Linked DNA regions of Mus musculus: region 1 is linked to region 2. The links are chromatin loops, found by intact Hi-C in ENCODE. Cell type or tissue: heart. All regions are shown on one strand. Each heading gives the region's core, and the rest is flanking DNA. Links, peaks and the distances in the headings are about the cores only.

Evidence for each region. Hi-C counts contacts between places; a loop is a spot of excess contacts. Peaks named below come from ENCODE experiments on the same cell type or tissue, not always from the same donor. Only the 100,000 strongest peaks of a DNase experiment are listed, where the experiment ranks them.
Region 1: a loop joins it to region 2, with 2.0 times the contacts of the local background. A loop is called at or near these places in 2 of 42 quality-filtered maps.

The regions. Positions count from the first base shown.
Region 1 is chrX:113,055,954-113,072,260 of GRCm38, reverse strand. Chm (choroidermia (RAB escort protein 1)) reads left to right here. Exons shown (of 15, transcript NM_018818.2): 10 at 240-344; 11 at 2,619-2,682; 12 at 7,318-7,414. Among named protein-coding and RNA genes, the nearest start is that of Mir361, 11 kb to the left of the region's middle. In heart, for the core only: no CTCF peak of the experiment used is centred there; no DNase peak of the experiment used is centred there.
Region 2 is chrX:113,178,708-113,195,014 of GRCm38, reverse strand. Chm (choroidermia (RAB escort protein 1)) reads left to right here and starts at 9,500. Exons shown (of 15, transcript NM_018818.2): 1 at 9,500-9,574. The coding sequence starts at 9,526. In heart, for the core only: no CTCF peak of the experiment used is centred there; DNase peaks (open chromatin) are centred at 9,504 and 9,704; H3K4me3 peaks cover 1,598 bases; H3K27ac peaks cover 1,143 bases.

The DNA of each region.
Region 1 (16,307 bases), core at 3,131-11,130, 120 kb after region 2:
TATGTAATGATGCTTTACTGGACTTACACTTACAGACTAATGGCAATACATTTATTTACAGTTTAAAAAGTGTCAGAATAACAGCCGGAATATGTCTAGTTCAGTGTCAGAAAATGTAGAGGAGTTGGCAATTTTTTTAAGCTTTACAAGGTTTCAAATTCAGAACCAGCAGTTCATTATTTAATTTTCTCAATTATTTCATTAATATGATCTTTTCTCTATGCTTATCTTCTTTATAGATGTAAAGCAATTGTAGATCAGTTTGGTCAAAGGATAATCTCTAAACATTTCGTTATTGAAGACAGTTACCTTTCTGAGAATACATGTTCCGGTGTACAGTACAGGTAAGGTGTCCTACACCCCATTACACAAGGGAAGAGAAAACTTCCGTCCATCCTCATGGTTCTGTTTTTCTTTTTTATTAGATATTTTCTTTATTTATATTTCAAATGTTATCCCCTTTCTCGCTCCCCCCAAAAGCTCCTATTCTATCCCCCTCCCCCTGCTTCTATGAGGGTGTTCCCCCACCCACCCACTCCTGCCTCCCTGCCCTTAAATTGCCCTACACTGGGGCATCCATCCTTCACAGGACCAAGGGCCTCTCCTCCCATTGATGCCTGACAAGGCTATCCTCTGCTGCATTTGCAGCTGGAGCCATGTGTCCCTTCATGGTTGGTGGTTTCGTCCCTGGGAGGTCTGTGGGTTCTGGTTGGTTGATATTGATGTTCTTCCTATGGGGTTGCTCCTTCTCTAACTCCTCCATTGGGAACCCTGTGCTCATCACAATGTTTGGCTGAGAGCATCCACCTCTATATTTGTTAGGCACTGGTAGAGCCTCTCAGGAGACAGCTATATCAGGCTTCTGTCAGCAAGCACTTGTTGGCATCCACAAAAGTGTTTTGACTGTATATGGGATGTATCCCTAGGTGGGACAGGCTCTGGATGTCCTTTCCTTCAGTCTCTGCTCTACACTTTGTCTCCGTATTTCCTCCTGTGAGTATTTTGTTCGGCTTTCTTAAGAACCAAAGCACCCAAACTTTGGTCCTCCTCCTTCATGAGCTTCATGTGGACTATGAATTGTATCTTAGCTATTCCAAGTTTCTGGGCTAATATTGACTTGTCAGTGTGTGCATACCATGTGTGTTCTTTTGTGATTGGGTTACCTCACTCAGGATGATATTTTCTAGTTCCATCCATTTGCCTAAGAATTTCATAAATTCACTGTTTTTAATAGCTGAGTAGTACTCCATTGTGTAAATGTACCACATTTTCTGTATCCATTCCTCTGTTGAGGGACATCTGGGTTCTTTCCAGCTTCTGACTATTATAAGTAAGGCTGCTATGAACATAGTAGAGCATGTGTCCTTGTTATATATTGGAGATTATTCTGGGTATATGCTGAGGAGTGGTATAACTGGGTCCTAAGCTATACCACTATGTCCAATTTTCTAAGGAACCACCAGACTAATTTTCAGAGTGGTTGTACCAGCTTGCAATCCTACCCACAATGGAGGAGTGTTCCTCTTTCTCCACATCCTCACCAGCATCTGCTGTCACCTGAGTTTTTGATCTTAACCATTCTGATTAGTGTGAGGTGGAATCTCAGGGTTGTTTTGATTTGCATTCCCCTGATGACTAAGGATGTTGAACATTTCTTTAGGTGCTTCTAAACCATTCAGTATTCCTTAGTTGAGAATTCTTTGTTTAGCTCTGTACCCCATTTTTAAAATACGGATATTTGGTTCTCTGGAGTCTAACTTCTTGAGTTCTTTGTACATATTGGATATTAGCCCTCTATCAGATGTAGGATTGGTAAAGATCTTTTCCCAATCTGTTGGTTGCAGTTTTTTTCCTATTGACAGTATCCTTTGCCTTACATAAGCTTTGCAATTTTATGAGGTCCCATTTGTCAGTTGTTGATCTTAGAGCACAAGCCATTGGTGTTTTGTTCAGGAAATTTTCCCCTGTGCCCATGTGTTCAACTTCCCCGTTTTCTCCTCTATAAGTTTCAACTGTATTACGGAGAAATATTGGTTAAAAACTATATGGTACTGGTACAGAGACAGGCAAGAAGATCAGTGGAATAGAATTGAAGACCTAGAAATGAACCCACACACCTATAGCCACTTGATATTTGACAAAGGACCTAAAATCATCCAGTGAAAAAAAGACAGAATCTTCAACAAATGGTGCTGGTTCAACTGGAGGTCAGCATGTAGAAAAATGCAGATCAAACCATTCTTATCTCCTTGTACAAAGCTCAAGTCCAAGTGGATCAAGGACCTCCACATAAAACCAGAGAACTCTGTTTTTCAAGTACTATGCAGAGGTTTGCGAAAGCAAAGGTATACTCGTATTTCTTACCATCCTTCCCTACTTGGTTCTGTTTTGAGGGGAGCCCAGCAGAATTTCTTCTCCTTTGCCTCAGCTGGAGTTTGTCTGTAGGTCATGCGTCCTTCTTTCTTGAGCCAAGAAAAGATTAAAGCCGAACTTGACTGGGTTTTGACACTTTTATCCTTACTTAAATCTTTGAAACATGCCTTCTGCTGGTTACATAACAATAAATGAAACTTATCCGTGGAATCTCAATCATGGCTTTCCTCTTTTGTGCATTACAGGCAAATTTCCAGGGCAGTCCTGATTACAGATGGATCAGTACTAAAACCCGATTCTGATCAACAGGTGACTCAGTCCTGTTTGCTTTTCTTCTTAGTATAAAAGCTGTATATCTTAAGAAATGCATGTACATGTGAATTTATTCCTGCACTAATTAACATGTCTGTCTTTACATAGCATTTTTATGGCAAGAACAGTGAAAGCCCACTCTTAGCAGATTTTACATTCATATTATAGCATTTGTAACCACAGCCCCTATGCTGTGTGTTAAATCTGTAAGAGTGAGCTTTCATTTAATTACTTGGCAAACAAGTGCCTTTTGCTCAGCAGCCCGAGTCCTGGCCTCCGAAAAGACACTGATACCTATGAGAGCATGTCTGCCTTCAAATACCACACAGCCTAGGGGTACAGATACAGACAAATAGGAAGTGCAGTTCAGTGTGACAAGGATTCGTGTGCTATAGTTTAAGGAAATAATATAGCAATTGATGTTTCACTTCGCACATTGGTCTGCCACTGTTGGTTGCTAGGTCTGGGTCTTCCATTAAACCATAGGGTTTGTGAATATATCCCAGGGTGACAGGGAGACAGAACTACAAAGGGAGCAAGTAGAGGCAAGTTTTGGAAAAAGCTAGGCTGTGAAATATAGCCTCTGAAGAGTGATGTGGAAGCGACGAGGGCTATCTCTAGAAAGTTGCTTTGTATTTTATCTGTTTAAACAGTCAGCAAAGGAGTTGACCTACTCAGGTAAGAAAGAGTAATTTATGTGTTGAAGTCCAACCAAAATCAGAGATGAACCAGGCAAAGGACTGCCCTTAGAAATGTGACTTATATTGAAATAAGAGGATGAAAATGAGACTAAGTTTGGGAATTGACGAATTCTGATCTTTAAATTACAAGTGAAGTCCTCTCTCAAGTATGATGCTTACAAGCAAGTTCAAACTTCAAAGAAAAACATGCCGTTAATCACTTCATGGAGTGCACTGTTCTATGTATGTTTTCTTAAGCAGCACCAATGGTCCAGTCAAGTCTGAAGATTGTAGACTTACAGGATCATGAATCTGCTCCAGCCCTCTCATCTCTTTTAATCTTTTATTACCATTCTGTCTGTTCATAGACATATAAACCATTATCCCCCTATATCTTCTGAATATTATCATCTATCTTCTACTTTCTTCCTTTCCTTTGCCATAGATGCAATGGTGGGTATCCTAACACCTGCAGTTCCCATGTTGCTAGAGCCTTCCTCTGCAGCAACAGAGAAACTCCTCTTTCCCATGTCTGGTTATTAATTGTATCTGTATCAGTGAGGGCCAATTAAGAAAACTATGGCCGGGCGTGGTGGCGCATGCCTTTAGTCCTAGCACTCGGGAGGCAGAGGCAGGTGGATCTGAGTTCGAGGCCAGCCTGGTCTACAAAGTGAGTTCCAGGACAGCCAGGGCTATACAGAGAAACCCTGTCTAGAAAAACTAAAAAAAATAAAAAAGAAAGAAAGAAAGAAAACTATGTAACCAAACAGATTGGCCCTCCCACATAGTTGCAGTTTCAGCTGAACTGAGCTGGGTCCTGTTCGCCTTACAAATTCTCCCATTGGTTTTTGATCACTTGCTCATTCACCTCCATGGCTAGTACCCGTCTTCACTTTCTAACCTGCTCTGTTCATCTTCTTGTTTCTCTGGGTAAAATTAAATACCCACCATGCACAAAGGAATTTGGATGTCTGCCCTACATTCCATGATATGTGTGTAACATGACTGAGAAATCTGTCTCTCCCTTGTCTTTTAGTAACCTCCTTCACAGGTACCTTTGATACATACATGAGCAATTGAGTGAGCATACATATATAAAACTCACTCTTTCATATACACATACAGACACATCCACTGAGTTTTTAAATTACAAACAAAGAAAACAACCTGTTCTCTTGACTCTGTCTCCATCTGTATTGAGTGCTCATTCTCTCCCCCTTTAAATAGTATTTTCTGTACAAGACTCTTGCTGCTTCCAGCTCCTAAATTCAGTCATTTCTAAACCACGATGCGGCTTCTGCCCATACACTTCCACTAAAATTTTTCTTACTGAATATATTAAAAACTATGATAGTTAGTGTCAGGAAGAACTTTTTTCCTTTCAAATAAATCTTTTTTTATATATTTTTTATTGGATATTTTCTTTATTTACATTTCAAATGCTTTCCCCTTTCCAGGTCTCCCCTTTGGAAACTCCCTATCCCATTCCCCCTCCCCCTGCCTCTATGAGGGTGTTCACCCCACCCACCCACCCACCCACTTCCAACTTTCAGCCCAGCATTCCCCTACACTGGGGCATTGAGCACCTTCAGGCCCAAGGGCCTCTCCTCTCATTGATGTTCAACAAGGCCATCCACTGCCACATAGGCTACCAGAGCCATGGGTCCCTCCATGTGTATTCTTTGGTTGGTGGTCCAGTCTCCCAGAGCTCCAGGGGGTCTAGCCTGTTGACACTGTTGATCCCTGCTGCGAGCATCCACCTCTGGATTTGTCAGGCTCTGACACTTTTTAATTTTTCTGCCAGAACTTTCCTGATGATTTTGACAATATTTTTTTGCTATCTTTGGCTTCCATGCCCTGTGCCTTCCTCATAACACTGACAGTTTCTTCTCTGCATATCTGAAGCTCTTTTTTATCCTATCATTTAATATCAAAATTCTCCCTTCATCCATCTACATTATACTTCTCTCTGCACACACAACAAATAATTTTGTGTGTCCCCATAGTCTCAACTTCACATGAATGCTGGAGGCCACCTCCTGGAGGCCTGAGTGGTACCAGAACCATATGTCAAAGGTTTTTTGGGTTTCTGTCAAGAGATTTCTTCACTTAAAGGTGAAGCCACTGTCTTCTGTTGTCCCACTGCTTGTCATCTTGTGCTCACTGTTGCGGAGAATAGACCTGATACTGTTCGAGCCTCACAAACTTCCTTCTCTCTGACATCTCCTCTACCTTTTTGTCTTAGTCAGGGTTTCTATTCCTGCACAAACATCATGACCAAGAAGCAAGTTGGGGAGGAAAGGGTTTATTCAGCTTACACTTCCATACTGCTGTTCATCACCAAGGAAATCAGGACTGGAACTCAAGCAGGTCAGAAAGCAGGAGCTGATGCAGAGGCCATGGAGGGATGTTCTTTACTGGCTTGCTTCCCCTGGCTTGCTCAGCCTGCTCTCTTATAGAACCCAAGACTAGCAGCCCAGAGATGGTCCCACCCACAAGGGGCCTTTCCCCCTTAATCACTAATTGAGAAAATACCCCACAGCTGGATCTCTTGGAGGCATTACCTCAACTGAAGCTCCTTTCTCTGTGATAACTCCAGCTGTGTCAAGTTGACACAAAACTAGCCAGTACAGTACCCATGTACTTCATAAATATTGTCTCAGTTCTTTCCTTTTCTCATGGTTTATTTACTGTTCCCATGTATACCATCTTCCTTGTAACTGGTCACCCTGCTTCACATCAGTCTTTTTCAGACCAGTCTTCCCTCCATGTATCTGAGACAGTTAACAGTCCTTTATTACCCCCAGCCCCTTCCTCCCTTCCTCTCTTTTTCTTGCACTCTTCCCACTTCTCTTTATATCTTCACTTTGAATCGAAGGTAGAACTAAGAAGCGTAGAGAACAGAGAAAAACAAGAAGACAGTCCAGGCACACTTCATGGTGATAGTAGAGGGCTGACTAGTTCTCCCTTAACATCTCCTCTGTGAAACACCAGGCAGCCAACATCTCAGCTTTCAGGTGAGGGAGGTGCTCCAGTGGAACAATACTGATTGTATCTCAGTAATAAATCATGATAATTGCAGGAGCCAAAAGAAATTCTTCTCTGTTGGTTGAGTAATTAAAGGAACATTTTCAGTTATGGCCATATTTTTAGTCCTAGTCATTTCATTATTTCACAGTGTTCAATGTCTTGGTGGTTTCTCTCTTTGATGCTAAAGTACATTTTCTATCCTTAATAGCAGCAGAGGGAGTAAAAAGGAACATGGAGACCTGTTTTTGAGATATCATAAGCCCCAAAATAGATAGCAAATAGGACAGTATTGCTATCAAAACAATTTCTATTTTAAAAATGTGTTGTAGTTGCTTCCTTTTTGGGGTATGAATATGGCCATCCTAATCAAATTGTCACCACGGTACATGTAGGGAAAAGGGAAGATGGTGCTTTCTCTTTTGCTAGCATTTCTTTAAGAGGATATAATTTTCTCAGATTGAAGACTTGATAGAGGAGAAACACTGAAACCTTAACTCTACAGAGAAACATTGGTCTGGTAGCCATGTAAAGCCTTTATAATCTGAGCCATGTAACATAAATAGTAGATAAGGTCACTTATGGATATAATCTGATTTCAAGGAGCAGAGTGCTCTTATTTTGACAGTAATGTTACAGTTGCATTCCTTTCTGAATAGTATATGATATGTGATGGATGAAATCAGTCTTAAAATTTTGAATTATTTGTGGTTGAGGAGGATCATATAAACAATAAATAATGAAGAAATTGGATATTGAGACATGTGTGTTGCATCTTTTATATTTTACTCCAAATAAAATCATTATAAGCCAAATTTGTTTTCAAATATCAAAGGATATTTGGGAACTTGGAAGTTAGCTGTATCAAGAGAGCAAAATGGAAGAGACCTAACAGTTATTTCTGTTATGTATTCCTGGTTTTCAGGTCTCCATTTTGACAGTGCCAGCAGAAGAGTCAGGAAGTTTTGCTGTTCGAGTCATTGAGTTATGCTCTTCAACAATGACATGCATGAAAGGCACATGTAAGAACAGTATTCTCATATTCATTCGTTCTCATTCTCTCTCTCTCTCTCTCTCCCCTACGTGCTTCTTTGAAAACTTAGTTATTAAAATTTCTAATGATTATATAATACAGAAAATCTATATTAGACACAATACAGGTTTTGATACATATATACGTTGTATGATGTATTACTTAATGTTGGAAGGTTCTATGCAGAAAATCTTGTCATCTGCAAACAGTGATGAACTCCAGCTTTTACCAGTATGGATATCTTTTATTAAAATCGTGTCCTGTCCAGTTGTTCTAGCTAGGACTTCTACCAGTGTGGTGAATAGAAGCAATGAATGCGGATGTGCATCTTTTTAAAGATATACTTCTCCCTTCTTTCTATCATACTGGGAACTGAACATGCAGCCTCTTGTACGCTGGGTGATGTAGTGCAGAGCCACAACTTCAGCCTTCATATTCATTGTTGACTTTAACACAATTTCTTTGCTTATTTGCAGAAAATGACCATCAAGAGTGATAACCGTATGGACTTAAAGAACTTGACATTAACCTTAATAGTGATTTTTACAGTGCTTAATATTTGCCCAGTACCCTAGGGAGAAGTGGGTTTCCCTTCTGTGTCTCACTTTCTCTAGGTAGGTGCGAGTTCAAGTTTCCAGACCGTAGCAAAATTGCGCCACAGCTTGGAAGCAAGTGTTCAGTACACAGAACTGTGGCACATACTTCATGTCCAAACTATAACATGTGATTCAGTTTACCATGTGGAGCATTTATTTTTAAATCTCTGTGATGTATAAATGTTTTACATGATTGTGACATGTGACTTTTTTTTTCTTTATCATAGTTCAACAAATATAGATCAGAGAGAACTGTGACATTTGTCTTTCTGAGCCTGGGTTACCTCAATTCAGTGTGACCTTTTCTGGTTCTATCCATTTCCCTGCAGAGTTTATGATTTCCTTTTTCTTTTCAACTGAATAGTATTTCATAGTTCATATGAAACACATTTTTATTGTCAGTTAAAGAACATTTAGGTATTGTTTTCATCTCATGAAGTAGACCTCAAATCCAATCAAAAGGCGGTTGCTCGCTCCCATAACATTTGGGCCACAATAACATCAGTATATATTGCAGTCTAGTCTCTATTCTAGGTCACAGGGGGCCACAGGGTGTATAGATGGATGATACTAATATTAGTTCTCTCCTCCAGTACTCTACAGACGACCTACTTCTTAGCACCATGAACGTTCATCAGTTGGGGTGCAGCTTCTAGTTGGGCACCAAATCTCAGTGTTCAATGGCACAGGTGTTGTCTTCAGAAATAGGACTTTACCATCAGGTTGTGGAGAACAACCAGTAACCATGGCAGTAAGCTTTGATGTTTGGTGGGAGCATCTGTGGAACCTCTTTGGCCAATGATTCAGTAAGCTGTAACTTATTCCTGTCACTTGGAGCTTTTACTTGGTAGCGTAAAATGTCTAGCTGGGATGCTGTCTCCTCCATTATCTTAGCAAGCCTCTACATTAATAAATTTCCTTGTGCTTTTTCAAAAGGCCTTTAGTATTAGCTGCTGTCCCTTCCCATATTCCCTCCTTTACCGTGATCTCCCATCCCCTTCTCTTTCCCCTTCTAGAGAAGTTTCCCATTTAATGTTCCACAGCACTGTTTTTTCCTCTTTGGTAGATTTCCTCTTCTCCCCTTCTCCCTTAGGAGTTACGTAACTACTCTGATTATTTTGTCTTGTGCCTTTATGCCTTTGTGTATATGATTCCTTTCAACTAGAATGACCTTGATAATTATTTAAATCCTTCATCCTTCAGATTGTAACTCAGATCGTACTGTGTTTCTTTTAGTGGCTCATTCCTGCAGTGACACATTTGTACCATTGTTTAGATAGAGCCCTGCATTTCTCTATAGATTAGCAATTTCATATTATTTACTGTTTATTCCACATTAGTGATTATAATAATAAATGATATATACTAAGTACCAGATATATGCTTGTATCATGATTGACTATATTTTTTTTTACAATTTATATCAATTCTAAGATAGATACAGCCCCATGTACATTCTATAGTTTTAGCTAGACAAACGGAGCATCAAAAACAAAATAGTCTTAAGGGTGACAGACAGAATAAGCAGGATTTGAACTTAGAATTTGCACAACATTTTAAATCTACACTTTAATCACTGTGCTATACTGCTTCTCAAAGAAATTCTAACATGACTATAGATGGGATGTTTTTCTTCAAAATGGAAAGAACAGAATTATGGCTTACTATCTATATATTCCTTAAGCATGTAATACTCATGCTTAGCCCCATTAAAAATGAAAATAAACATAGTTACACTTTTATAAAAATGTAACAGCATGTGATAAAGGGTTTGTTACTCAGCTTTATTAAATTGTTCTAATGCAGTAAGCAGGTATCATTCTTGTTTTAAAAATGACAATCTCTACAGTTTGTAAGGAGTGTACCCATTAGGTTTAGCAAATGAAAAATGAAAAATTGTAAAGAACCGTGTCTTCATAAGTAATGAAGCTGAAAAATATTGAAACTGGAAAATGTATTTAAGTAAGCTGTTTTGGTCTCATATACCTGACCTTCTGGGGGTGGGTTTCTCTCTTGACTCCATAGGAAATGTAAAGAGAACACTAGTATTATAAAAAGAACTTTGGTTCAAGCTTCTACAGAATTAACTCCATTTAGTTCCTTCGGATTGGTTCCATTTTTTAGCTTACTGTGTCTTGTTTCTTCACTCGAAGATTCTGCTATTTAATTTTGTTTGTGGATGTGTATGTGTGGTAATAGGAATGGGTATTTAAAACAATTGAGCTACATCCTAGCAATATCCCCTACTCAGCCTGGGAATTAGCCTAAATGATATTTAGAGAGATGGAGCTGCACAAGCCTCCAGAAGCCCCGAGTCACGCAGGCACTTTTGTTTTGTAATATATGACAGGATTTTTGTTTTGTTTTATGTTTTTGGTGTTTTGTTTTGTTTTGTTTTTTTCGAGACAGGGTTTCTCTGTATAGCCCTGGCTGTATTTTTTAAGAAGACTGGTGGCCAGGGTCATTTGGCTTCTGAATCCCTTGCTGCCTTACTTGTTTCTACCTTATACAATTTTCTCTGTGGTTTTTACTATAGCTTGATGACTTTATATCAATTTAATACTGAGAATGTAGACAACCTGGCTGTTTTTCTCTTGCTCCTAGCCTGAAAGACGTAAGCTTGAGCTCATTACTTATGCTTTGCCTTGTACCAGAGAAAAAGAGAAGTTTTTGATCACTTTAAATCTTTTCATTCATTATGCAGTATGTATTATATTTAAAGGTAATAGAGTTAATAGCTTGACATACTATATAACAAGACAAGAAAGATACTGAGATAGAAACTGATATATTTATCATTTACTTACTATTACTTAACTGATATTTGGCTTCTGATTTTTCTTCTTTTCTTATGCTTTTAGCCTGTTCACAGACATTTAGGAGCAATTTATAGCTCAGATATTAAAAGGTCTTTAATGGCTTATTTCCTGTTGCTCCCTTACTTAAGAGTCATTGATGCATTGATGTTCTATATAGTTTCAAATTGTATATAGTTTCAAGTTGTTCTGTTCTTCATCAGTCTTCTAAAATAGAATTAGTCTGAGTATATCACAGAAAGCTTCCATGTGTCTGATTCTCATTCTCTCTCTCTTTCTCTCTCTCTCTCTCTCTCTCTCTCTCTCTCTCTCTCTCTCTCTCTCACATCTATTTCAAGTCAGGGGAAAACACAGGCAAATATACTGTGCTTTTATTTTACATATGCAAACCTGCTTCTGCCTCATTTATTTTTCTCATTTGAAGCTTCCCAATGATAAGCATATTACTTCATTCTGAATGTCCACCATCACTGTCTTCCAAACTACTGCCCAGTGTCTTCTGAAGGTTTTCTCTTTCTTCCTAAACCTCTGAATAAAGCACATCATGGACACAATAGAACGTGTTCTCAAAATTAACATAATTATTTCTTCAGTCTAATTCAGAAACATTTTCATTCTTTCTCTTGTCAAGAAAATGCTAAATAGAACTATGTTATGTGTTAAGAGCTCACATTTTGGATTCTCTTTTCTGGATTTCCCATATTCTAATTATGGTAAACTGTGAATGATATTCCAGTTTGCTTGTAATATATAGCTATCAAAAACTAAAATAGTACCCCAAAATAATTCTATACATGCAAACTTGATGTATTTTCAGGCATTTAACTATAAAGGAATTTTGAAATGACTTGTTTTTCCTGTGCACGATTAGTAGAAAAGCACATTTCTAGATGATAATAATCTATACCCACACACTTACACACACACACACACACATACACACACACACAGCCAGATAAATGGAACAAAGCACCTGTACTTGCCCTGAAACCAGACTGTAATGACGGAATCCTGAGTGAAACTCATCATTCTTCTTATTGGAAGAATCACTTGACAAATGTTGGCAAGCACTGTAACTAATGTAGTTATACCAGAGGAAATCAGATGTAATCCATATATATTCCAGTGAGGCTGGACTGTATCCGTTCCTCAGAGGAAACAAAATGAGATTTATAGAAAGTAAATTCTGTGAACTTTGGTGACTTAAGTTATGGTTGTTAAAGAAATGCATTTTAAATATTCCAGAGTTTACCCAAGAGCCAATCAAGTTGTATGTAAGATGCACTTAATACAAAATGATGACTTTTATTGTAAAGATGGGCAAAGATTTAAGTGTTGAAAGATTTTGAGATAAAATCTGTTTGTTCTTCTAACATATGCGTTATACAAACTTACTGCTTTCAGAAAAAAAGCCGTTAACTCTTTATTAAAGATCTTTTTATACTTTAATGGTAGTCTTTACCTTTCAAATTTTTGAAAATAATTATATAAGAACAAAATATGATATTATGATCTATATACATTGTAAAATCTATAGTTGAAATGATTAACATATCCATCACTGCATATACATATATACATATATATATATATACACACACACACATACATACATACACATACACACACTTTGAAAAATCTATTGTTCATGCAGTACAGTCAGTAAATTTTGTAATGTAGTGCCCCAAATGTAAACTAATCATTAAGCCTGTTGCTCCTGTCCAACCAAAACTCTTCACACTTGGATGATTGTGTCTTTCTCCTCTTCTACCCTTGGTTATGACTTTTATTTTGTGTTCCCATAATGCTGACTTTTAAAAGTTGTGTGTGTGTGTGTGTGTGTATGTTTGTATGTGTAGTTGAGAAGAGAATATATATATATATATATATATAACTAACCATTAATCTTTATTTGTTTTACATGTATTGAAATACCATTGTACCTCACAAATATATAAAATTATCATGTATTAATCACATACACAAAGCCATGCTGAAGGAGATGGAAATGCCAGTTATCTTGGTTTGGTCATTATGCATTGCATGCATGTTTTATTGAATTACTGTACTATTATTCCACATATATATGTAAAATTAAAGTAACTTTTATAAAACAAGACTAAAGCTGACTTAGCTCCTAAGGAAACGAGAGATTCCTTCATTCAAAATAAAAATGTTTTTGATATCTTATTGAATTCGTTTTCAGTACTTTAGAAGGGGGTCTCATAGGAAAAGGTTAACCACTGGTTACAAATGTCTTCAGTCACGTGTCCTTTATTCAGCACACTCTACTATGCAGTGGTGTGTGTCCTCGGCTAGTTTCTTTTAGAACTAAAACTTTGTTTTAACTATCGTTAATTACCTTTTAAGCACATATCTCCCACTTGCTTGCTATGCTATATTAAAATTTACAGGTATCACAATCATTGTTTATTACAGTCCATTGTAAGTCATCAGTGCCCTTGAAGGCTACTGAGGTGGTTAGGCCCGTGCTTCTCTACTGTGCTGTTGTCATTCCTGCGTCTCCCTTCTTCTTGTCAGGCTGTCTCACTGCACCTGTCAGCAAGCTCTTTCTGTCCACATAATGTACTGAATAAAAAAGAAAAGAAAACAAAAATGTAACATTTAGTAGTTAAAATTTTCTCAGCACAAACCAGAAATAACTGTTCACAAAACTTGTTTGGAACACTGGTATCTCTCCCAAAATATCTTATCTGCTATTCATAATATGCAGAGGGTCAGAAAACATGATAAATAAACTTGCCTATAATACCTCTACTATTAGCATAAGAAAGTCTTTAGCAAGAAATTGGGCAGTAAATTTTGTAATGTCTTAGGTGCTTATACTTCCTGGTTTTCGACTATGTGAAAAAAATCCCTTGGATAAGTGGCACAGTATTGTACTTGCATTGATAACAAGAGACCAGTGCTTAAAGCTGTCTATTTCATAGCCTTGATTAGGGAGTTAATATATTGTTTGTAAAGGAGTAATATTACATTTCTAAAAATACTTACATTAACTCAAATTCATGTTCTCTTCGCTAATTTCATTTTCTGCTACTGGGATAGTTTAGAATTTGACATTGTATTTTGTAAAACCAAACAAGTTGTATTATATACTAAATGAAGGGTGTTTTTTCCCTAAGATCACTTATGAATGAGCAAACATCATTTCTGTAACCTTTCTGTTTGACATTCAAGTTCATGTTTTTATAGTTGTTATTCATATGCTATGCAGTTTGAAATTTTTTCCATACATAATAATCAGGCAGCAACAGCTGTTTTATTCTGGGAATTTATGTTACAGGAAGTTATTTATCTGTTATATGATTATAGATTTGTGAATATCACATATAATAATGAATAATCTAAAGTTTTATGTAGGGTCTTGTTTGTATACATCTTTCTGCTTTTACAACCCTAATGAGAAAATGTTACATACCTTTTATAAAATGAGTTTAGATAATTTAAAAGTTTTCAGTGTCTTCTTTCATTTTTCAGTTGCTGCTTGAAAATGTGATATTTCAAATTGCTTTTATTAGTATCGTTACAAAGCACAGATTTTATTTTACAGCAATCATAACTTTTTTTTTTCTTTTTGATCTTAGGTTAACATTCTGGAATTTTTTTTTGACCTGAAATCTTTCTCTGAAAGTGCAAGTTGGGTCAAGTTTTTCAAGGTTGCATTTTGGAACTAAATTGTGTGATATATGTCAAACTCAGTTCCCCATTTGGCACTATAAAGGAAATATGTTTTCTGACCCTTTCCCTTTTATGGACACAGCCATGTATTCTTATTTGTGCTATCTTACATAAATTACAGCTGGCTTTATGACTACATGTGAAAGATAAGTTATGAGCCACATCAGCCCCTATACATATAAATTATGATTTCTTTGCTTATACAACAAAACACACTTTGTTGACTAGCCTATGATGCAAAATCCCTTAAAAATCTTTGGAACAGCTTTGTGGGCTTGTAGGTAGTGAATTCGACCTAATTCCACCTTCAGTGCATTCTAACTTCAGAACCTTTCTCAATAGCCATTTACTTATTCATGGTTAATATTCAGGTATTAATGCTATCCATTTTTGGTTGAAACGTCTATTATCATTTTTTAAAGATTTATTTATTATTATATCTAAGTACACTGTAGCTGTCTTCAGACTCAACCAGAAGAGGGCATCAGATCTCATCACAGATGGTTGTGAGCCACCATGTGAGATTTGAACTCAGAAACTCCAGAAGACCTCTTAACTGCTGAGCCATCTCTCCAGTCCCCCTGCTATCATTTTTAAATATGGTTTTAAGTAGGGGTTGGCTTCCTAAGACTTAGCACTGCTTGGGCAGATGACCTAACACTACTCCCCTGCGTAGTCATCAGGACACTGAGGCCTGAGAGAGAAACTGCCTTCGCATTACACATATAGAAAGCAGAAAAACGAAAGAGTCCAGGTAGACTGTCTCAATCAGCTGTGTCTTTCTGTGTACTGCTTAGTGGAAACCCCATGTGTTCCTAAATACCTTGTGAGTGATAGCAGTTTTCCAAAACAAATTTTATGAGTAGTTGTTTCTGGTTTTGTGTTGAAATAACTTTGACTTTAGATGTTAGGTTTTTGTTTTGTTTTGTTTTCTTTTTCTTTTTCTTTTTTTTTTTTTCAGTGAAAACTTGGGATTAGTAACCGGTTTTAGAAGGGTTATTATTGCATCCTGAGAATTAAATGTTATTTTAAAATATGATTTCTTAATGTCAATACAAGTCTATATGTATTATTATCACAAGAATGAAATACATTGAGTTCTCTTTTTAGCCCAGTAAACCTTCAACCAGTTTGTGAATAAAGTAAGAGGAATATAGTTTGTAAATCTCACAGTAATAATTTCACATGATGCCTGTGGGGAATGTTGCAACATGTATTACATATTGTATAATGTTAGTAACAGTTGTCAATAGGAGCTAGTTAAATATAATGCTTTTAGGAAAGTGTTTACCCTGCCTGATTTAATTTCTTCACATTTATTGAGTGAGATAATTCCTTGGAGAAAAATTAAACTCATGAAATGTGAGTGTTTTATAGAGAAGAGGAGAAATATGACAATATATTTTACATGTTAACACAGTCACATATTTTTCATTATGCATCCTTTGAACACAGCTATGTTTACAAATGCAGTTTTTCATAAGGCTCAAATAATTTCAAATACTGTTATTTCTAACAGTATTAATATTTATTCATGCTAGCACAACTATAATAGCCTATAAATGTATTCATTGGAATCTAATTAGTAAGCATATATTATAAGAGCATATGGAATAGAATTTTTGAGAATTTCACAGGGTTGTAAACTTTTAACTATTTAAACAATTAAATTTCTTTTGGGTTGAATAGATGCTATAATTTTTACATCTCAATCCAAATGCCATTATTGTATGACACTTTTAAAATATAAACAGAAAAGTAAGACTTA
Region 2 (16,307 bases), core at 4,785-12,784:
ATAATGTGTTAAGGAACTATATAAGGGTGTCAACCCCATGATATGAAGACCATGAGGGCCATCTTGGTAGCTGGCTGCCATAGGTTTTTACATATATTTTTTGATTAAAAAAAGTTTATTCATACTTTGAGGAAGGGCAGTTTGAAGTGTGATTGACGTTTCCATTACTGTATTTTCATGGCTTGATAATAGTATATGCATTGGATAATTCCATAGTGTTTGCTTTTACATTAGCATTTTGTTTCCTTCTTCAAAAGACCAAGGAAACCCCTTATTTGCCTTTATAATCCCATACTTATATTGATATCATTATTTGTAGATGGTAGATGAAATTGTATGTAATGTGATGTTGATATAAATATAACACTTTAATTCCAAACCTAATGCTAAAAATTAGAAAGGCTACAGTTGTAGTTTATTGAAGAATAAGTGTTCATAAGCATGAGATACTGGGTTTGATTCCCAGCATCATAAACAAAAATTATGGAGAACTGCTATGTGTTTGAGCTTTTTTACTTTGTGAAACCAAATACAGAAAACACCATGGTTTAAACATTGACAACAATACAGAATGAAACAATTTATTGACCAATGAAATGAAAATGAATGTTTTTTATTTAATTTTCCAGTGTGTTCTCTTGACTATATTTAGGAAACTCTGATTAAATGGATGTTAATTTGATAAAATATCAGGAATTTTGCAATTGGGCCACCGAACATTCTGTTTAATTATGTTGGTATGCACTTCTTTTTGCTTCTAATGCCAAGGATCCATTGGTAAAATGAATGCCCATTTTGTGGTCTGTTATGCAGAAAACGTTTAATCCCGTGTTTTATTTACTCTGTTCAATCCTTCCTTATTGAATGTGCTTATTCATCCATGCAGAATCAGGTATGCTGCTTTCTGTTAATATGACATTATAATTAAATAGCTAAAATAAGAAGAGCCAGCTTTTCAGTAAAAGTTCATAAAATTCCCACAAAGTTATTTGTAGTTTTCTGTTTTGTTTGCTTTGCAAGGACCATGAAAATGCAAATGTGTTCTAAATACTTCTGTATTGAATAAACTGACAAAGATGACAGTACAAATAATCATTTTGTTACTAAAACTGGCACTTAAAACATATTTCTCATGTGGTGTAATGAATGCTGCCTTGACATTGATTATCTTGTAAAAACAGCAATGTACATGCACTTCAAGAATGAGGTTTATAAACAGAAAACAGATAAAGGCTTAGTATTTCTATGTATTTGAAATGAAAAGATTAAAGCTGATTCAAGTTACACAAACTTTATGTAATATGAAATTTTTCTACAGTAGACAGAACTTTCTCTATTTTTAGCTATATTCAGTTACCCAGAACATTTGTGTTTGAAGATTTTAATCACCACCACTAACAATGGCTTCACAGCAGAAAGATTTCAATTCAAAGAAGCCATGACAGTAGTTCTGCATTAACTATAATTTCCTTTGTAAATATGTAACTTCCAATATTATGTTGAATAAGCTTCCCTTCGCATTGCCAGTGTTTATTGTTCATGGTGTTAAGAGACTCACATTACTATACACATAACCAATTTTGAACACATTTTCTTTAACTTGAAGACCTCAGATAGACAGTGATTCATTTGACACTGGTGCTTTTGTTTATGCAGAAAGAAGTGTTTTGTTAGCTTAGTAGTTTTAATGCAGTGCCAATGGGGTTCTCTGGTGGTGGGGTTAATAGATGTGTGCAAATGGAAGGAAAACTAGGTGGTCTGGAGCATAAACTGTATCACTCTACTAATGCTGTCATCTGAGAAAAGTGTGCAATCATTCTGGTCCATCTGGTTTAGTGTCACTCACAAAAAACATTTTCTTTGTGTCTGCCATACTGATATGACAAGGACATCATTTACTAAAAATTGAGAAATATACTTCCTGAGCATCCTAATAGTCCAGCCTAGAGTTTCCTACAGTTAGCAAGTTATGAAACCCTCATGGCTCATATGTATGTTCATTATAAAACACTCTTAGAGAATCCTATTCTTTAATTGCTGCAAAAATGTATTTGATTATGAAACACCTGCTACTATCTTGCAGTATTATTTTCTTGTAGCCTAGTCATTTAGAAAAATGGCTCGGGGGAAAAGAAAAGTGACCACAGTGGTAAGAAAAGGTTTCACAAGAGTGTACTATATGTCTCTGTCTTTCACATTCAAGAAATTACTTACTATTATATTCTATTATAGGCACTCTTTCAGATGCCTATGTTAATATAAGACTTTCTAAAATATGCTTAACAGATAAGATATGTTTATATGCTTAAATCTAGGCCATCTTGTGTGTAAAGCACTCATATTTGATTTAAACAAAGATTGTCTACATTGTGGTACTAAATGTCAAAATAACTACCAACATGAAAAATTATTTCTTGATAGCAGAGATTTAAAATCCTAAGAGCAGAAAATATTGAAATGATAAATAGTGTTGTATCTATCTTTACAAATACCACTAAATCACATTTGGGAGTCTGTAGGATAAATTCCAAATATGAGGTGGTAAATTGTCATGTACATAAATGTAACATGTTGACAGATATTTTGGAACTACCATCTAATGGTAGTATGCGCATTGTGCCTGCTTGCATATTCTTTTATTCATACTGTGTGTTCTCAAATACTTCCAACCTTTATAATCTGATAGATTAAAATTGTTATATCCTATATCTTCATGAAAACTGTCACTATTAATAACAACAATATTACTGAATATGCACATTAGTAGAAATATAATCTAAGTAGCTTATTTAACTTTTTTGCTTCTTATCTATACCTTGGAAGTAAGTTATATTCTCATTGCTAAATTAAGGACTAAGGAGTTGAAGTTGCAAAAAGTTGTAATAACTTGCTCAAGGACATTCAGTTGATAGTAATGGAACTGGAATGAAGTTTTGGTAATCTTCACATGAATCTTAATGTATAATAATTATCTTATACTGCATTTCTACACAAAATGTTTATTATAGTATACTTTTCATAGAAATATACCATAAAATATTGAATATCAATTATGAAATGAATGTAAAATCAATTATGATACACCCATACATAGAATTGTAGGAAATTATTGTAAAGAAATGAAAATCTCTTTATATAAGAGCAGATATCCAAGTTAAGACAATAGTAAATAAAAGTGTAAAGTATAAATGTCTATAATATGATGTGATTTATAATACACACGTACAATCTCCAGCACAGTGTACAAAAACTACAAACACTAGTGTTTATTTATAGGGAAAAATTTGGGGAAGCAGAAGGGTAGAAAGAATTATTAGCATATCAGTCATCCTTGGTGCTTCTTGGATTTTGTACTACTTATCTATTTGATATTTGCTCAATAACACACAGAAACCCCAAAATGTAAGTAAATTACTGAGTAAAAATGATATTTTCTTTACCTAATATTAATTATTGCAACTCATATGCTGTTCCTCAAGCCTTTAAGAACTTTATTATTCAGCTGTTCAAGCAGCAGTTGGTGTTGTATAACTATGTGCTGGGCACTGCAGCACGTACTGGGAATGAAAGATTAGTACAACGTACACACCATTTCTCTGAAGATCTTACCTTCTAAGCATATAAAACAAGGTATTCAGTAACTATTTAGCTATTTCCAATGATGTTCAACAAGGGGGAACTAAAAAATGATAGAATTTAAACCTAAAACTGTCCTCAACAATGATTTGCCAGAATGCATGAATTTTTTGAATTAACATAAAGGATGAGTAGGCATATGACAGAAGAAAGTGGGAGGAAAAAGGCAGAGGTATACTTCAGTCACACATAAGACTGACCATGAGTGAAAAATCTGAAACAAGAAAGAACACAACCAATTTGGCAAATGAAGAAAGTGTAATATGACTGTAGCCTACAGAGGGAAAGCAAAAACAGTGATTCAAGACTGAAAATTGAGTGTATTTTGAGAGCAATGCAAACTCATGAGTGGTTTAGGATAAACAAAGACATAGTGAAATTTGAATTAAGATGTTTACTAATATTGTGAACAGTGGGCTGTAGAAAAGCAAGTATGAATAATGCATTTAAACAGGACTTACTTCAGTTTTCCAGGCATAATCCATGGTGGTAACCCAGATTAAGAGAAATAAATATATGCATTTATTTTTAATTGAGAATTTTATGCATGTATACAATATGTTACAATCAAACCCACCCCAGTCCTTTACTTTCAATTCCTCTCCATCACCCATTATTTTTTATTTTTAACTCCCTATCCTCCCTTCCCCCCCCTCCCTTCCCCTCCCCCTCTCCTTCTCCCTCTTCCACTGTTTCTCAAACCTACTGAATGGACATTGTTCTACCTTTATATGCATGGATATAGGACCATCTACTGAAGCATGGGAAACCTCTTAGTGACCACATATCTGAAGAAATTGACTCCCTTCTTTTTTTTTACATCCATCACCTGTCAACAGATTCTCAGCTAAGAGTAGCAAGTCATGAGCACCTCAGTGTCCATTTTGGAATTTTGGGTGGCTTGATCTTGTGCATGTAGTCACAGCTATTATGAGTTCATATGTGCAGTGGCCTGTCAAATCAAGTAAATAATACTGGCTGTTGATGTCTACTACTTCTGGCCCTTACAATCTTTCTGCCCTTTCTTCTGCAATGATAGAGCCTGGGGTCAGGGAGGGTTACATATATTTCAAATTTAGAGTTGAACACTTCATACACTCTTTTTTTTTTCTGCACACTGATCAGCTGTAGGTCTCTGTATTAATTGCTATATACTACAAAAAGAAGTTTGTTTGATGAGGGTTGAGAGGTGCACCAATAAAGCATCTAGGGGAAAGTTTAATATTATGTTATTAAGTATGACAACAGAATTGGGTTCTCCCCTAAGACCTTTGCCACATATTAGTTATAGGACACAGAGAAATAAAGCTGGTATTTGCAATGGTAACTTTATCTCTTCTGAGTAGGTTTCCCAGTGCCTAAGAGCTCTATTTCTGCTACCAGAGGAGAAACAGCCATAAAACAAACAAACAAACAAACAAACAAAAAACAAAACAACTTACTCTGTTGTGAACCCCGTGAACTACAATAATGAGTGTCTTGTCAAGATATGGCATCTGGTGCAAAAGTGACATGAATGTTCTGGGAGTAGCCAACCACTTTCTGATTGGATTTAGGCACTGATTCACAAGATGCAACTAATATCTGGTGCAGTAAAGTGTACCCCAAACCCTTGCAGTGTATTTTAAAGGCAAATCTGGTATGAGTTGTTGACATGGTTTAAGGGTAGAAGAAAAAGATGTGCTCAGGGTGATTCTTGAAATTTTGACTTAAGTGTGTAGAAGGTGGAACTATATCTAAGGTAAGAGATTATCAGTAGTGGACATTATGAAAAGAGAGTCAGGAGTTTAATATAGTTCTAGGGATGAGAAGAAAGATCCTAGAGAGGAAAACCCATTAAATTATTAATGTAAAAAGATAGTCTTTTCATAGAAGAATGTACTTTTAAACACAATAAATATATAAGAAAGTATTGCTTTCAATTCAGAAAACATTTATGAACAAAATTAGTGTTATGATTTAATAGGTACTTATTTCTTAGATAAAATTCATTGTACTGTTATTTTTTAAATTTATTTATCATATGTAAGTACACTGTAGCTGTCTTCAGACACTCCAGAAGAGGGAGTCATATCTCGTTAAGGATGGTTGAGAGCCACCATGTGGTTGCTGGGATTTGAACTCAGGACCTTCGGAAAAGCAGTCAGTGCTCTTAACAGATGAGCCATCTCTCCAACCCCCAACTGTCATTTATCAAAATATTTCAGCTCTCAAAAATAGATGTCCTTGGAACAACAGCCAGCAATTTCTAGTTGTTTTGCTTTATGCCATTTCCTGACATTGTCAATTTGCATAAAATGTAAACAATACTTATTTTAAAAGATTTTCACTAAGAATATTTTTGTTTTTATAATACAGTAATTATTTTATACAGCTAAACATGTTGGTAATATTATCTTCATGAAAACCATGCTTTGATCTTCAAGGGGAAAAACAACTTCAAATATGAGGCAAGAGAGAATAGAAATTCAGCAGAACTACACATAAACCTTCGGAAGACATGACCTTTGTCTATTATTTGTTTATATCAGAGCATTTTAGATTATAACCCATCCACTTACTAGAAGATTAATTAATTTTTAAAGAACAATTTTATTAGTGACTTCTGTTTCCACACTGTGATTGTTAGAACATTTTCTGAATCATAGTAAGTTATTCATATTTAAAAGAATAAAATGTGCTCATACTATGTGCATGCATGAATGTATACCCATATATCACCTAAGAGAAACGTAATGGTGTTTGCTTATATTCTGTTGTTTGTTTGTATTCTATCTTTCTGTGGTTTCTCACTGTCAGAGATTTTGAAAAGGTTGCTGTATTTTCTCTGGGTTGTTTTAATTTACATATCTATTGGTATATTGGGCACTTCACAGATAACATCTATTTTAGTTCTGATAATATTTAAAACTTTCTTGTCATGGCAAGGCAAATAATGTAGAGACTTAGCAAATAATATATTGTACCTTTTAAGCAATCTGTTTTGCAAGAGATACATACTCCTTATTGAATCATACCACAAGAGAATGCTGTAGTATAACAAGTTAATCCATAAATAAAATTAAGAAAACTACAATGTTGATATTGTACCAAAATGTACAAAAGTACAATATATATCTATAAAAATCTATTTTAAAACAGTTCTCATGGAACTTTTAAAATTAAGAAATTTATCAAATATCTTAAAAATGGCATGTAGAGGAATTTTAATCCAGCAACATGGCTACTCTGGCAAGGGATCACATTCAAAGATTTAGGTCAGTGTGATCCGGCTGGAATGCAGACATGCCACACATGTTTAATCCCTCTGGCTGGAATACAGACATACACTTAGTACACATTTTTAAGGTAAAATTAGTTTGTAGAATAAAACAGCTAAGATTGAAAGTGATGTCTATCTAATGTCATGAAGAATCAGAGAAAGATTTGACAGAATGAATCAGAAGTAGGAGATGCCCAACTCTCATGAGAACAGTACAGTAAAGAGAAGCTATTTATGAGCAGCACAGGGAGTTCAGATGAGTTCAGTTATGTCAGTTGAGTTCATTCATGAGTTAGTGCAATTCACTGCAAGTCAGCAGAAGCAGTTGAAGCCAGAACATAAGGAGCCAGAAAGCTTAGAACAAATTGCCAGTGTTAGCTTGAGGCCAAACAGAGCAATTCAGTGAGGAGAAGTTGAGAGAAACCGTATTGAAACAGTCAGCTTGGAGAGCAATTTGAGCGAGAACAGCTGAGTTGAACCAGCCAGCCAGATTCAGAAAGAACTAGAAAGGGTAATCTTATTGAGCAGTAAGCTTCAGAGATGACAATTATACCAGGCAAATAAAAACGACTTTTAAAGTAGCAGGTAGATATCAAGGTAAATTGATATAGTTTGTCTTTATCTCACTATCTGTTAAAGAAGTCATTATTAATTTTAGTTCAGGAAATATTTGTTGAATTCTTACTGTGAAAACAAGTCTCGATTAAGTGCACTGGGTAATAATGATGTCTGACAGGCTAGAGTTTACACTTTATAAAACTACATATCTGTGCATTTTTGTGTGTATGTGTGGGATATGAGTACTATATAGGAGCCAACATACATAACCTTTAGTGCAATGTAACAGGATATGATAAAGTAGAAGTAGTACAATATTAGGAAGAAGTAAAAGATAAAATAGAAGTTGAGTTAAACCTTTCTTATAGTATCCCAAAGCCTTTGCTAGCTGTAAATCTGTAATTTCAGGACTTAGAAAGCTGAGCATTCTAGGCTGCCCTAACCTACATTTATGATACCTTGTCCTAAAAAAAAAAAAAAAAAAAAGAAACTCTTAAAATTTTGTTTACTTTGCCCCCAAAGTTTTTTGCTTTTCTTTTTATGTTTATTATTCTAAAAAGCTTGTTTATCTAATGTGCAGTGTGTTTGTGTAGTATGTACATATGGTGCCTTGGGAGGCCAGGAGAGGATGGTAGATCCCTTGGAATTGGAGGTTGTAAGCTTGCCATATGGGTGTAGTCTGTGATCTTAATTATTGGGCTACATTTCTATACTCTCCTTTATTTTATTATTTTTAACTGATACATAGAGTTGTGCATAATTCTGTGGAATCATGTGTTCTTTTGAAACATATACATTAGCTAATGCTTTAATAATGTTTAATGTATCCCTTCCTTGTTATTAAGCATATTACCTAGAAGTTGAGGAGATCATTCCTTGCTGAGGGAAAAGCTAGAGTGTGGAGGTCACAGAGATTGAGAAGAAAACAGTGTATGGAGAACGATAAGTAGATGACATCCCAGATAGTAGATGGTTTAAAGGATTGTCACAGTACCACATCTTGCATTCAAATTTATTTTGAAACTCTTGGAAATAACTATAGGAATAATTCCTCAGATTAAAAAAAGTACTTTACTTACTCCAGTGTACCCCTCTGCCTATTTTTTTGCTTTACTATTTTCAGACAAACATACTTTTTAAATAAGGTAGAATGGGAGCTGACAGACCTTGAAAATGCTCATAAGAGTTATATTAACTGCTTGGCATAGACAGTCTTAAGCTCCCTTATCAAATATACCCATTTCTATATTAAGTCTATTTTATTTTAATCATTTCTCTGCAACGTCGTAGGAGAAACTTGTTTGGGTTTTTCTTAATTTGGCAGAAAGTCAGATTCTGAAACAAAAGATTTATTAACCGTCTACTATTCTTTAATACTCTTTACACTCCCAGTCCCCCACTCTCACCTCCATCTCTAAAGCAAAGTTAATGTTGCAACTTACATTGCTAGGAGGCTCTTTGGAATTCCATGAGGAATTTCATTCTGTGGAAACTAGGCAACGATTTTTTTCTTTTCTTTTTTTTTTCTTTCTTTTTTTCTTTTTTTTTTCTTTTCTTTTCTTTTTTGGTTTGGTTCTTTCACTGAGAAGGCACAAATACAATAATTGGACAGTACTGGTATAAAATGAAAAGAGAGGTCTCAGGCTCTAAAAATACAAACACACTCTAGGGTAACAGTTTTCCTGGCCTGAATGACTCCTTTGTTCAAAGTGAGCCCTTTTGAATTGATTACTGACTGAGCGTCTCTGACCAATTTTTGCTTGGTAATTGTCAAAGGGGTATACAGACTTGCCTCATTCATCCTTGCTTGAGGAGTCGAATACTTACATTTCTTTTCCATATCAAACCTCTAGGATAAATAAGGTGTTTCACTGAAGTCTGTGAAATAAATAGAACTTTTAACATTCGCAATAACATTTTAAAAACTACTCTGTTGTCGCCTACCTGCACCCGCGTCTCTAGAACTACAACACCCAGAATGCACTGTTTTTCCTTCCGCTTTCTACCTAGGGAGTGCCTTAGAAATTCACATCTACAAACTACAGTCACATGACACGTTTCCTGTCAAGATGGCGGATAATCTCCCTTCGGACTTTGATGTGATCGTAATAGGGACGGGTATGTGTGGCCCTGATTTTTCCTGGACAAAATATAGGAGATCATTCTCGCTTTTTATTTTCTCTGTCAGTGGTGAGGGTTGGCGAGAAACGGCGGGGGTCGAGCCTGGGAGGGAGGACAGAAAGGAAGTGAGGTAGTGTGGAGTCAGCGCAGGACTTGGCAGCTCCAGGGAGGGGCTTGGACCCGCGGTGTTTTGCGCCTTTTGAGTAGGGGTCGATCTGGTCGATGCCGATTGCTGAGGTTGGTTGGTGCGGTGATTCCTGTTAATTTCCTTAGAGGAGGGTGGGTTTGCAGTGTCATGAGAATGGAGGGTCGGGATTTGATCAATGGAGACGCCATCGGCACAAATAATTACCACCTTCCCTCCTTGTTGATTTCAAGGTTATATTCCCTATCGTTTCGTGTCGCCATTTCTTAGGACACCCCCGCCCCCATATACTTACATGATTCTAGGGTACTTTGCAGCTCAAATGAAGCTTAATTTACAGTTTTATAAGAATGATGCTCAGTCGTTATCCGTGTGTATTTTTATTAAAGGAAAGGAAACGTATTCTTTTCTGTCGTCTTGGGTAGCTTAATTTTTTTTCTTGAGGTAGCCCCTATTCCTGCATTACGAAGTTTAAAGCATCCTAGTTTATGATGCAGACAGGAAGCATCTTGTTTCCTGTCACCCATCCATACACCACAACTAGATGTTCTGAGAGTAAGCTCCAGTTTTTCACATTCCGTGTCTGACCTCAGCTTCTCCTTGCTTTTCCATCATTAGCTCTCCATGTTTTGGGTGGAGCCAGAAATCCTTTTCAGCTTCTAGTTGACTAGTTATCCTAATAACACTTGGCAACAATTAGCAATTCTTTCTTAACTATAAGGGATGTAGTTTGCATAGGATAAAAGAGAGAGTTTGGGGAGGGCGGGGAGTCTACTGTCTTAGAATGTGGTAGGCCACAGAAGCTTTGGTGAATGGGGTCCTGTCCATTGTGTTAATGAACTCTGTTTGCTTTCTTACCAAACAGTAAGAACAGCCACATTTTCAGGTTTAGAGTAAAAATAATAGCAACCCATTTTGGAATGCTTTCCATTCCCTACTCAATGGACTAAGCACATAATATAATACGGACAAAAACCTTGCTAAAATTGGTAATCTTTTCAGTACAGAGAAGAGAAGCAGCCTGGAAGTCTCAACTTGCTAAAATCACACAGCTAGTAAATGTCCAAAGGCCAGTACAATCCAAGAAATGGATTTCGGGTTTTTTTTTTTTTTTTTGACTAAAAATTGAACTATTATCACAAATACCAGACATCATGCAATGGGAGAGTCAGATACACACAGCCTTTCAATGTCCGCAATCTTGAATATAAGGAAGGTAAATCTGATAGCCTTTAAGGTGTTCTTGAGAACACAAATTCTCCTATTCTAGATGTCCCTCTAATAGTTCTCAAAACAGTGGGGATGGGGGGTGTACTCCCAGCCTGAAGATAGCTGCATTGCAGCAGCCAACCTGGTTGGACCTGCATTGAGGAGATGTTGAAGGAGACCTTGAAAGACTCAGTAGAACCCTCACTCTCCCCAGTCTGCTTGCCTAAAACTGAAAATGCCATCCATTTTAGAATAAGTCTTTTCAAAATTATACTTGAAGTCTATATTTATTTGGGTGATGTGTGTTATTTTTATTAAATATTTTAATTCTTTTAGATCCATTAAAAGTGGAAACATTTGTTGAAAGTCATTTTTAAAATAAGAATCATTCTTATGATTTCAATCATTGCTTTTAATTGACTTCATTTTTAAAGCATTGTGATTTCTTTCTCAAATACATCATCGAGGATGGACTTTAAATGTATTGGCTTTATTAAATTAGTACTTAGGTAACTTATAGGAAAAGCAGTATTTTATAACTTCAGTTCTGTTATCAAAAGCAGAATGAAAGGATGTCATTATAAGAAAGAGTAAAGGCATAGGCTGTGAGTTGTATCTCCCTGTTAGCAATTTTTAGTTAAAATGTCATCAAAAGACATTCATCAAGTAGAATCATCCAAGAACATTTTAAGTTTGTCAACCTTATTACATATTTACTTTTTGCATGACATTGTTTAAAGCTTTCCTTTAAGGTCATATTTTCAAGATACTATGGGAAAATTAGATCACAATACCTAAAGGAAGAGAATTAAGATACAGTACTTGAATTGTGTGGGGAAGATTAAAAGAAAATAGATTAGAGGAAAACCAATTGGAATCTCAATGGGGAGGGAAAAGGACATAAAATTCGGAGAATGTGATCTTTGGCTTCGGTACATAATTGTCATTTCAGAATAGCTTGGCATTTAAAGTGTAATTTTCGTGACAATTTTGTGGGGTGTGGAAAAGTTATCATTGGGTACAGATCCTGAAGGTGATTTTCTGGTAACTTGTATTACCTCCAGCAAAGCCAAGAAGTTACAAGTGCACAAGGAATCTACGTTATAAGGGTGGGTTATATGATAATATTGATATATGTCATCTACAGGGGCATTCTTCAGCTCTTGGAATATATTATTATTTTAGAAAGAATTCTAGCATGCTTAGAATATACTATAACCACCTCATTTGGAGGCATATATGGTTATCAAGAATATGTTTGGGTGGTGCTGTTAGATGTACAACTGACTGACAGTTTCTGTCTATATAAGAAAGTGACTACATGAAGTGGCGTAACAGTTTGACATTTATTAGTGTAAACACACACAAATACACATGATCAATATTTGTGATACTTGACTGCTATCAAGTACCTACTCTTGTTGTAGTTGTAATATTTAACATATTGTCTTTTCTTAGGAACTTTTTGGACTTTCTCAGAGTTAAAATTCTAAATTTTTTCTTAAATCCATGGAAAATTTCATGTCATTGGTTATTTATGCTTTCAGCACACCATGTAGGAATTTGGTCTGCATGTTATTCTTTCTTAACTATGATGCTTTATCTTTGGACAGAAATTCCACCTCTAAGATACTATGTAAGCTAGCTTATTTAATTTCTTAGATATTTCCTTAAAGAAGATAGATCTGTTCTCTTTTTCCACTCCCTCCCTTCAGTCTTGTACCAGTGGTCCTTGAACCTGGGCCTTTGCATATGCTATGGATGTCCTGTACTGAGTTACATCCCCAGCCTTATTGAAGAACTGTGTAGCTAATGCTTCTCTAAAGGAGTTAGAATTGTATGTAGGTAAAACTATATATATATATATATATATATATGTATATATATATATATATATATGTGTGTGTGTGTGTGTATGTGTGTGTGTGTGTATAAATTATATATATAATTTATATATAGCTGCCTTTTTAGGAATGTTCATGTAAATAGTACAATACCATTCTTTTTTTTCCTTGTATAGTTTCTTTATTTACATTTCAAATGTTTTCCCCTTTCCAGGTCTCCCCTTTGGAAATCTCCTATCCCATCCCCCTCCCCCTGCCTCTGTGAGGGTGTTCACCCACCTCCCCCCACTCCTGTCTTCCTACCCTGGCTTTGCCCTACAATGGGACATTGAACACCCTCAGGCCCAATGGCCTCTCCTCCCGCTGATGTCCAACAAGGCCATCCTCTGCCACATATGCGGCCAGAGCTATGGGTCCCTCCATGTGTACTCTTTGGTTGGTAGTCCATTTTCCTGGAGCTTGGGGTGGGAGGATCTGGCCAGTTGACAGTACAGTACCATTCTTGATGTTTCAAATTGCAACATTGATGTAGTTAATTTTGTCTGGCCTCTCATTCAAGGATTTTTAATACTTCTGATAGCAACAGGGTACCATTTCTAAACCTTGAGGGATAATAATTTTGCAGGAAATGGTGTTAAAAACTGATATTTGCTAAATTGCATGGAAGCTAGGCTCAATACAAGTGACTTCCCATACTTACAATTTAGGATGTTTGTGTGTGGTTCTGTTATCACAATGGGCACATATTCCTTCCCTATATCTCCATTCTTATACCTACTGAATGGCTTTTGTTTTTAAATTGCAAGTTGGTACTTCTCTGTAATTCATGAATGTATGCTAGCCCTTAAATGGAGTATATCATAATACATATAATAAACGATGAAATGCATATAATAAATATATTATCTTTATACACACAAAAAATAATGCCTAGAAAACAGTAAGCAACTTAATTAATAGTATATAAAATTGAAAGTAGTATTTTTTTTTTTCGAGACAGGGTATCTCTGTAGCCCTGGCTGTACTGTCACTTTGTAGACCAGGCTGGCCTTGAACTCAGAGATCCACCTGCCTCCGCCTCGAGAGTGCTGGGATCAAAGGTGTGCGCCACCACACCCAGCTTTGAAAGTAGCATTTCAAAAGTCCTTTAGATTCATCAGTGTTAGACTGTAGTGGTTTGAATATGTTTGGCCCAGGGAGTGGTACTATTTGGAGGTGTGGCCTTTTTGGAGTAGGTGTAGCCTTGTTGGAGGAAGTGCAGCTTTAAGAGCCTTGTCCTAGCTGCCTGGAAGCAAGTATTCTAGCAGCCTTCAGATGAAGATGTAGAACTCTCAGCTCCTCCTGTACCATGCCTGCCTGGATGCCACCATGTTCCTGCCTTGATACTGGACTGAACCTCTGAACCTATAAGCCAGCCCCTATTAAGTGCTGTCCTTATAAGAGTTGCCTTGGGCATGGTGTCTGTTCATAGGAGTAAAACCTTAACCAAGACACTTTCCATATATTTTGTATACTTTTACATGCACGTATCTCATTTGAGCAGTATAATAAGGTGATTGGTAGAATTTGAATCCCACATATGCTTCCTGTGCCATGTTAGGTACATCCTCAGCCCTTCTTATGTTTCACCTTATTTCTAAATACGATGACCTGTGTTAAATATTGAAGAAATAATTCCTATAAAGTGCTTACATAATGTGGGTGATTTTTTTTTATGGCCTGAAAAGCCATACTAAGGCGCTTTTTATTATCATTAGTATTGCCTGAATGGCACCAAGGAAGAGCTCATGTCTTTCATGGAATGTCCTGGAAGGATGGTAATGTAAGGTCCATTATCTCCCTCTTCTCATTGGCTACTTGCTTGGAAAGACCTTTGCTTATTGCCACTTTTTTTTTTTTTAATTAGTTTTTTTATCTGGTTGGTAGTTTACAGATATTCCTTTTTTTATTTCTGAGCTTGTTCCACCAGTTTCAATTATGTATAATCTGTTTTGAATAGATTTATTATTCATTTTAATTGGGAACCTAGTGTGATGTGCTTTTCTTTGCGTAGAGATGTTGTAGGAGCTAAAGAAAGCCTACAGAGCTTGCTGTTTTAGTTTGTACTTCTTTGAGCTTTTTTTTTTTAAATCATTTTTTCTTCTTTCGAGACCTAACAAAGTAAGGAGGATTTATTTAATTCCGAGGATTCTCTGAGCTGCTCTGTAAATCATAAATTTGAGCCGGTCCCTCAGAGAGAGAGCCGCATCTGTTACTAGCGTTCCCTGGACAGCATCATTTTCATCTCCCGTGCTGCTTGTCATTTTCTCATTTTCTCCAGTGTTCTCATGATGTTTTGGATAACTCAGGCTACAGCAATTAAAATCAAATGTGGTTGCTCAACCTCACATTCTCATGTTTAACATAAAATCCCAATGCACAGAAACAATTATAATTCCATATAATTGACCTGTAACTCATGTGAAATCATCTGCCATTCAGTTTCAGTGCAAACTGAGAAGTTAGGCTGTGCCTGTTATGTGTATAAAGCCTTAAAGTTGATGTCTATGCCCAGTGTATAATCCATAATATAGAAAGATTTGGAATTTGGAGGACGTGTTGCTAGTAAAATAGGGATACTTTTCTAAAGATTTACTTTTTGTTTTCCTAATAGTTTAATATACAACGAGACAATAATTTACCATAGTGATTTATTGGAACATGATAATAAGAGTTGACATGTTTTCATATTGAGGCAGATAGGGAAAACAAGTAAACAAAACAAACAGCAATCTCTTAAAAAAAAACCTAAACAGATTACAAATAGTGGAGGAGACAGAGGCAACTTAATTTATCTCATCTCAAATTAGATTTCACAAAGCATGTAGGCTGGTTTGATTTTCTAGGATCTATTTTCCCCTCACTAGTGTTTTCTAGTACTATGCTTGTCCACACCAATTTGGTATAATATTTGGTTTCTTAGTACTACCATGTCTGGAGTAAATATTATCTCACCTCATATAAGTGTAAAACCTTAGATTTAGCCAACTTTGATCTAGGTTGGATAGGTTAGACAAGTCATTGTCAACTAAAGTTGAAATACTGAATTGAGCTTGTTGATTTTTTTTCAAGTGAAAAGAAACACCATATACTCTGAAGATTAGATTAGCGCGTTCTAGGTTTGTGGTTGGCTTTTTTTTCTAACTGATGCCAACAATGGCTTCATGTCTGGTCCTTAATTATTGACAACATTATGACATTGGATTCAGCTTGTAAACCTTTACATTGAGGCAAACAGGATGACCTAGTTACGTTTCATTCCCTCCCCCCCACCCCCCCCACCCCAAAAAAAAAAACCCAAACCCCAAGCCGGAGAATTAGAGTCACTAAAGCAATGAGAGCAGAAAATTTAGTCATGTTTTAGGATACATGTTGTTTCAGTTGAATTCATTCATTCCACGATTTGCAATCACATGTGGTTCTGAGAATGATTCATCTTTCAGTATTGGTGTTCATGGCTTATTTTTCATTATTGTCAACGTATTTTGCAGTT